Regions from separate parts of the Homo sapiens genome. Here region 1 is linked to region 2. A link is an interaction called in ENCODE POLR2A ChIA-PET data of the cell type or tissue named here. Cell type or tissue: GM12878. All regions are shown on one strand. Region 1 has its middle 11 kb from the start of LINC01531. Region 2 overlaps CD22 (CD22 molecule).

Region 1 (4,000 bases), 62 kb before region 2:
GGTGGGCGGGTCACCTGAGGTCAGCAGTTCGAGACCAGCCTAGCCAAGATGGCAAAACCCTGTCTCTACCAAAAATACAACAATTAGCCGGGCGTGGTGGCTCACACCTGTAATCTTAGCTACTCGGGAGGCTGATGCAGGAGAATTGCTTCAACCCGGGAGGCAGAGGTTGCAGTGATCGCGCCACTGCACTTCAGCCTGGGCGACAGAGCGGGACTCCATCTCAAAAAAAAAAAAAAACAATAACAGAGCAACATTCTTAATGTGAAATAAGTAATGTTCACAAAATAGTTTTAGCATGTTATTTGTTTGTTTTTGACAGAATTCAGCACAGTGGAGAGCTAGAAATAGGCCACAGGTTTAAAGTTGGGTGCTGCCAAGACAGCCCTGTGACTGTATGTTTACCTTCATTCAGTATTCATGACAGAAGAGTGATTATGAGGCCGGGGCCAGATGGCCCAGGACTGCGATTCAGCGTTGCTGTGAGTACAGGACTTGTCCTTGGGCAGCGGCCCCTCCCAGCACAAGCAGCCTGGTCTCTTCCGCCGGCCCAGAGCTGCACTGGATGTCGTGCAGACGCTGAATGCCAAAGAGGTCAATTACAGCACAGCACCCTCCTTCTTAGAGAAAACACTCCTGCTTTCAATGCCTGAGGCTTGGGAACGGTTTAAGCACCTCGCTCCTCCGCAGCCCCGGGGATGGGCACTTAGAAGCCTGAGCATGTTAAATCATTTATTTATTCCCATGATTCCAGCCACCCTCACAGTGACCCTGGAGGTCTCCAGGCAGCTTGAATCCCTGTGCTGCCTTATCTGCTCTCACTTGGTCAGAATCAAGGTGCTGAATGGTTTCCCATTATTATTTCTCTAATTTTAAAAAGTTGCATTATAATGTGTGAATATAGCCTTTAAAAAAACCCAACGGTACAAAAGTAAAATGTGAAATGCCGTTTCACTTCTCCCTGACACTTCTCCATTCCCAGAGGAAACCTCTATTTTGTTTATGTCCATATATGTGCGTATACAAATATTTGGTTTAAAAATGCATACACGGGGCCGGGTGTAGTGCCTCACACTTGTAATCCTAGCACTTTGGGAGGCCAAGGCAGGCAGATCACTTGAGCCCAGGAGTTCGAGACCAGCCTGGGCAATATAGTGAAACCCCGTCTCTACTAAAAATACAAAAAATTAGCCAGTGTGGTGGTGTGCACCCATAATCCCAGCTACTCGGGAGTCTGAGGCAGGAGAATTGCTTGAACCCAGGAGGCAGAGGTTGTAGTAAGCCGAGATCGCGCCATTGCACTCCCGCCTGGGCGACAGAGTGAGACTCCGTTTCAAAAAAAAAAAAAGCATAACTGGGGCTGGGCCCGGTGACTCGCGCCTGTAATCCCAGCACTCTGGGAGGCTGAGGCAGGCGGATCACCTGAGGTCAGGAGTTCGAGACCAGCCTGGCCAAGATGGTGAAACCCTGTCTCTACTAAAAATACAAAAATAAGCCAGGCATGGTGGCAGGCGTCTGTAGTCCCAGCTACTCGTGAGGCTGAGGCAGGAGAATCACTTGAACCCAGGAGGCGGAGGTTGCAGTGGGCCGAGATGGCACCACTGCACTCCAGCCTGGGTGACAGAGCAAGACTCCATCTCAAAAAAAGAAAAGAAAAAGCATAAATGGAATCATACTCCATATTTTTTTTGAAATTTTATTTTTCACCTTACAATATGCTTTAGTGATCTTTTCATGGCAGCCTATACCAATCTAGAGTCTTTCTAATGGCTACATGGTATTTCATTTTAGGACTGTCTTATAATTTATGTAACCATTTAGGATTAATTTACATAGTTTACAGTTCTCTTGGTATAACAAACAGTGCCTCTGCAAATTTATCTATTACCTATCTATCTATCTATCTATCATCTTTCTATCTAGCTAGCTAGCTAGCTATCTGAACAGGTGTGAGTATTTTGGTTAGATGAATCTTTAGATCTATAATTTATGTAATTGCTAGTTCAAAGAGGTATGCCTTGAAATTGTTGATAGATATTTGCATATTACCTTCCTGATAGTGTTTGGTAATTTACATTTCCACCAGCTGTACATGGCAGAATCCCTTCCCCTGCACCTTCTCCAACACTGGATGTTTGAATCTTTAATGTTTTTCCTCATTATGGGTAAGGATGGGTAAAAATGATGAAATCTTGTTGTTTTAGATTACATTTAGAGGATTCTTCCTACTTAAGTGATCCAGGTTCATTTCAAACCACTGTAGGAAAGGATGGACTATTCAGTAAATTATGTTGGGATAGCTGCCTATCCACTGGGAAGAATTACAGCCAGGTAACAAGAATAAAAGGCAGGTGCATTCAAGATCAAAAATGTTTTTAAAAATAATAAATGTTGTGTAGGTATTGTGTAATTTTAAAAGTCTTATAAATAAGGAGGCTTTTTCCCAGTATGACATAATGTAGAAGTCATCAAAAAATGATGAGAAATTTGAGCACATAAAAAGAGATAACCTATGAAAAACATTACAATCAACAAAGTAAAAGGCCACTATCCTTCTACTTATACACCTGATATGAGGTTTGTAAGCCAATATTCAAAGAACTCCTGTAAGTCAAATAAGAACAAAGCAAGTATTGGGAGAAACACAAATGACTCTACACAATATGTAAATATTGTCTATCTCATTTTTAATCTGGGAGATTAATATGAAAATAATACAGAGTATGACGGTTAATTTTATGTGTTGGCTTGGCCACGCCACAGTGCCCAGATATTTGGTGAAACGTTATTCTGGGTGTTGCTGTGAGGGTGTTTTTGGATGAGATTGACATTTACATTGGTGGACTCTGAGCAAAGCAGATTGCCCTCCAAAATGTGGGGGACTCCTCCAGTCACTGAAGGCCTGAACAGCACAAAAGGCTGACCTCCACATGCAAAAGAGAATTCTCCTGCATGCTGGATTCAGACTTTGTCTGCAGCAGTGGGTCTTCCTGGCTCACCAGCAGGCTCTCTTTAGACTCAACCACAACTTCTTCCTGAGCCTCGAGTCAGCCAGCTTCCTCCGTCAGATTTTGGGCTCATCAAGCATTCACAATCACATGAGCCAATTCCTTAAATAAATCTCTTTATACACACATGCAGACATGCAGACACACACACACACACACACAAACACACACACAGAAACACACAGACACACACACGGAGACACACAGTAACACACAGACACACACATGGACACACACACAGACATGCACACAGAAACACAGAGACACACACAGACACAGAGAGATATACACACACACAGAGAGACACACAGACCCACAAAAACACACAGAGACACACAGAAACACATACAAACATGCACACAGAAACACATACACAGAGACACACATTAACACACAGAGCCACAAACATACATGCACACAGACGCACACAGAGACATACAGACACACACATGGAGACACATATACAGACACACACAAAAACACACACAGAGAGAAACACACACACAGACATGCACACAGAGACACACATAGAGACACAGACAGAGACACACATACAAAAACATACAGAGACACACAGAGGTACACACACACAGAGACACACACAGACATGCACAGAGACACACACACAGATACATACACAGACACACACACAGACACACACACACCGCAGAGACACACATACACACACAGACACATGCACAGAGACACAGACACACAGACACACCCACAGACACACATACACACACTCTATTGGTTCTGTTTCTCTGGAAATCCCAGACTAATACTTAAGTTTCTAAATTCTAAATATCATCTCAAAAAATTAAAATACAATATTTTCTCTTGTCAGCAGAGTTATGGGGTCTCTTACAGACTGTTGGGGAAGAAAGGGTTGACTCAGCCGGGGAAGGTAATTCATCGATATTTATCAAAGCTTTACATGTACATATCATTTAATTCAACAGTACGACTTGTAGGAAATGCACAGTGCACGT
Region 2 (4,000 bases):
CAAGCTCCACCTTCCGGGTTCACGCCATTCTCCTGCCTCAGCCTCCTGAGTAGCTGGGACTACAGGCGCCTGCCACCACGCCTGGCTAACTTTTTGCATTTTTAGTAGAGACAGGGTTTCACTGTGTTAGTCAGGATGGTCTCGATCTCCTGACCTTGTGATCCGCCTGCCTCGGCCTCCCAAAGTTCTGGGATTACAGGCGTGAGCCACCGTGCCCGGCCTATTCCCACCACCTCTAAGTGAATTTTATCAGTTTAGTTCACGGACTTTTCAGCTTTGACAAACTTGTGTTACTTTCATGGCTTCCTTCAGTATTGCAGCCATCCACGCACCGCATTCCTTTAGTGGAGTGGGTCTGTGTGCACCCAGCCTCAGCTCTCCCCAAGGCTGGACCACCTCCTTCAGACAGCGGGGTCTGAAGTTGCATTGCTCACCCCAAATTTAAGGCTGCTCAGAACTGCCCATCCGGGAAACGGTGTGGAACGGAGTGACCACACTCCCTGTGGCAGGGGCCCCCCACACCTGTGTTTGATGGGTCAAAGCCACCCCTACATGTGCAGTGCTATAACTGAACCTATGTTATAAAAATTATAAGATGTTCGTTTTACTTCTTTTCTTTTCTCTTTGTCCTTTCCTTCCTCCATGCATGATTAGTTACATTTGGTCATTTCAGTAGCAGGTAACCATTAATTCACTCATAATTGTTTAACTTACATCCTGACTCCCTGGCAGCTGCCTGCAAGATAAATGAACTTGTCTCTCTTTCAAAGAACAATGATCCTTAGGTCACACAGACCTCCTTGATGACATCCAGAAATTTGATGAGCCGAGGGGCACAACAGCTTTGACGATCGGGAGGTCACCTCCTGCACACCTACTTTACTCATAAAAGCCCCCACTAACGCTCAAAGTCAGGTCAGATTTGAGAGTTTCTCTCTTCTGTCCCCTTGCTTTGGCTAAATTAAATAATCCTATCTCAGCTTCTAAGCACTGAGGTGTCAGTGTTTGGCTGACTACGCATCGGGAGCTCAAACCTGGCCTTTGGGGTTCAACAACAGTGTCATCTGACCTTGAAGAGCTCATGAGAACTTGCCATGAACATTAACATGCTGGGAGATTTCACTGGAAAATCTAGATTTCCATCGTCTCTTGAAAAATCAGAAGATCAGGCCGGGTGCGGTGACTCATGCCTGTAATCCTAATGCTTTGAGAGGTTGAAGCAGGAGGATTGCTTGAGGCCAGGAGTTCAAGACCAGCCTGGCAACATAGCAAGACCCATTTCTACAACAAATTAAAAAGTTAGCTGGGCATGGTGGCATGCACCTGTGATCCTAGCTACTTTGGAGGTGGGAGGATTGCTTGAACCCGGGAGATCAAGGCTGCAGTGAGCTGAGATCGCGCCACTGCACTCCAGCCTGGGTGATGACAGTGCGAGACCCTGTCTCATAAAAAGGGAAAGGAAGGGGAAGGGGAAAAGAAGAGGAAAAAAAGTAAAACAAACATTTTATGATTTTTATAACACAGGCTCAGTTATGGCACTGCACATGTAGGGGTGGATTTGACCCATCAAACACAGGTCTGGGGCCTCTGCCCTAGGGAGTGTGGTTACTCCGTTCCACACCCAGTTTCCTCTATAGGGAGCTCTGAGCAGCCCTAAGTTTGGGGTGAGCGATGCAGCTTCAGACCCCAATGTCTGAAGGGGGCGGTCCAGCCTGGGGGAGAGCTGAGGCTGGTTACATGCAGACCCACCCCACTAAAGGAATGCGGTGCTTGGATGGTTCCAGTACTAAGGCCAAACACGAGTTTGTCACAAAAGCTGAAAAATACATGGTGAGAAAGAAAGAGGGAAAGATCAGGAGATCCGATAACTTTGGAATCCAGGTCCCAGAGGGGCAGGAACTGAGGGTCAGATGGGACATCCGAGGTCCCGCAGCTCTGTCTAGTGCTGCTGCATCGCCATCGTCATCCGCTGGCGTCCCCTGCCTGAGCTCTGCAGGAAGCTCGGTTTGTGAGCTCTGTGCCAGGAGTCAGGTATTTCCTGCCTCCCACTCACCCCTGCCCAGAGCAGAGGACCCGCTCCCCGAAGGCCTTACCAGAGACATTGAGGTGTATTCGTTCCATCCATTTCTCAGTCTTGGACTCCATCCTCAGCCCCAGCTGACCACTGTCATTGAGGTGCACCGGGTGGATACTCAGTGTGCAGTTCTTATTCTTGTCTCCCAGGAATTGCACCCTTTTCTGCTCAGAAGGAACCTTCCCATCCTTTGTGCTTTCATAGAGTCTTGTCCCATCAAACTTCGAGGTGTTCTTGTTATACTCAGGATTGTGGAACAGGATGAAGCTTTCCAGGTCACCATCTAGGGCTCTGTAGGTGCAGGGGATCCAGACGCAGGCCCCCTCCCAGGCGTAGAGGGTTTCAGGGTGCTCAAAAACCCATTTACTTGAGTCAGAGAAAGCCAAGTATTCTAGAACTCACCACAGTGATCAGAAAGCATTACTAAGGGGGCATGAGAGCCTTCTTTTAAAAGTTATTTTTTATTTTAAAATTTGTTTAATTTTTTATTCTTTTTAGAGATAGGGGTCTTGCTATGTTGTCCAAGCTGGCCTTGAACTCCTGACCTCAAGTGATCCTCCCACCTCAGCCTCACAAAGTGCTGAGATTTCAGGCATGAGCCACTGCACCCAGCAGAGAGCTTTCTAAAGACTAAAGAATTCCCTCTGAAGATAGTGGGAGAAATACAGAGATACACAAAGACAGCAGGATGCAATGAGAGAAGTGTATGTATATATGGGAAACATATATATTTGTATGTACATTTATCTATACACACCGCTGCCCCCACCCTACCCTATGTTGACGCCTCTCTGCCTGGGTCTTTCCTCCTCCTCCAGTGCCCACTGACATCCCAGAACCCCAGTACTAGCCCAGGCCACAGTCCTTACCCAGGAGCAGGAGCCAGGGGCCGAGGAGATGCATGGTGTCGTGTCTGGGTGCAAGCCTGAGCAGGGGAGAGTTTGTCTTTGAGCCATCTGGCCGCTTACTTCTTCCACGTGGCTTTTCTTGCTCACCCACTGAGCTCCGACCCTTCCCCTGGATCCGGGAGGACCGGGTCTGGTTGCATTATGGGGATGTGGCATTTGGGATGCTCACGGAGTTCTTTCTTTTTTTTTGAGACAGAGTCTTGCTCTGTCTCCCAGGCTAGAGTGCAGTGGTGTGATCTCCGCTCACTGCAACCTCTGCTTCCCAGGCTCAAGCGTTTCTCTGGCCTCAGCCCCCCAAGTAGCTGGGTAAAGGCAGGTGCCACCACGCCTGGCTGATTTTTGTATTTTCAGTAGAGATGGGGTTTCACCATGTTGGCCTGGCTGGTCTTGAACTCCTGATCTCAGGTGATCTGCCAGCCTTGGCCTCCCAAAGTGCTGGCACTACAGGTGTGAGCCACCACTCCTGGCCGGGAGTTTTTTCTGAGTGTGCTGCACCTCTCCTTCAAACTGAGAGCCCTGCGGGGGCAGCCTCTCTCTCTTCCCAGAACTCCTTCCTTTCTTCCTTCCTTCCTCCCTTGCTTGCTTTTTCCCATCCATCCATTCATCCATCTCTAATTTTATAAACTTCCTGCCTGGCTCACAGGCTTTGAGTGGCACCAGACCACTGAGTGCTTTGAATGCCAGGCCCCGGGTAACGTGGAGCTCTCTCTGGTGCTACTCATCAAGGATTATACTCAGGGACAGACATGGTCAAAACTTGGTTTGAAAGACCAGGTAAAAAGGAATTCTAAAACCAGTAACAAAGTATGGGTGAGCCAGGCGCAGTGGCTCACACCTGTAATCCCAATACTTTGGGATGCCAAGGCAGGCAGATCACTTGAGGTCAGGAGTTCAAGACCAGCCTGGCCAACATGGCAAAACCCCATCTTTACTCAAAATGCAAAAAATTAGCCAGGCGTGGTGGCGTACACCTGTAATCCCAGATACTCATGAGGCTGAGGCAGGAGAATTGCTTGAA

Evidence for each region. ChIA-PET counts read pairs that join two places held together with the same protein. Peaks named below come from ENCODE experiments on the same cell type or tissue, not always from the same donor. Only the 100,000 strongest peaks of a DNase experiment are listed, where the experiment ranks them.
Region 1: POLR2A ChIA-PET joins it to region 2 with 5 read pairs; 3 of 35 experiments call an interaction of 5 or more read pairs at or near these places.

Annotation. Positions count from the first base shown.
Region 1 is chr19:35,392,567-35,396,566 of GRCh38, reverse strand. No RefSeq gene overlaps it. Among named protein-coding and RNA genes, the nearest start is that of LINC01531, 11 kb to the left of the region's middle. In GM12878, no CTCF peak of the experiment used is centred here; no DNase peak of the experiment used is centred here.
Region 2 is chr19:35,331,018-35,335,017 of GRCh38, reverse strand. CD22 (CD22 molecule) reads right to left here. Exons shown (of 14, transcript NM_001771.4): 2 at 2,944-2,999; 3 at 2,094-2,471. The coding sequence starts at 2,977. Among named protein-coding and RNA genes, the nearest start is that of CD22, 3.8 kb to the right of the region's middle. RefSeq lists a silencer at 1,504-1,713 and an enhancer at 3,905-3,954. In GM12878, a CTCF peak has its summit at 1,995; no DNase peak of the experiment used is centred here; H3K4me3 peaks cover 3,837 bases; H3K27ac peaks cover 4,000 bases.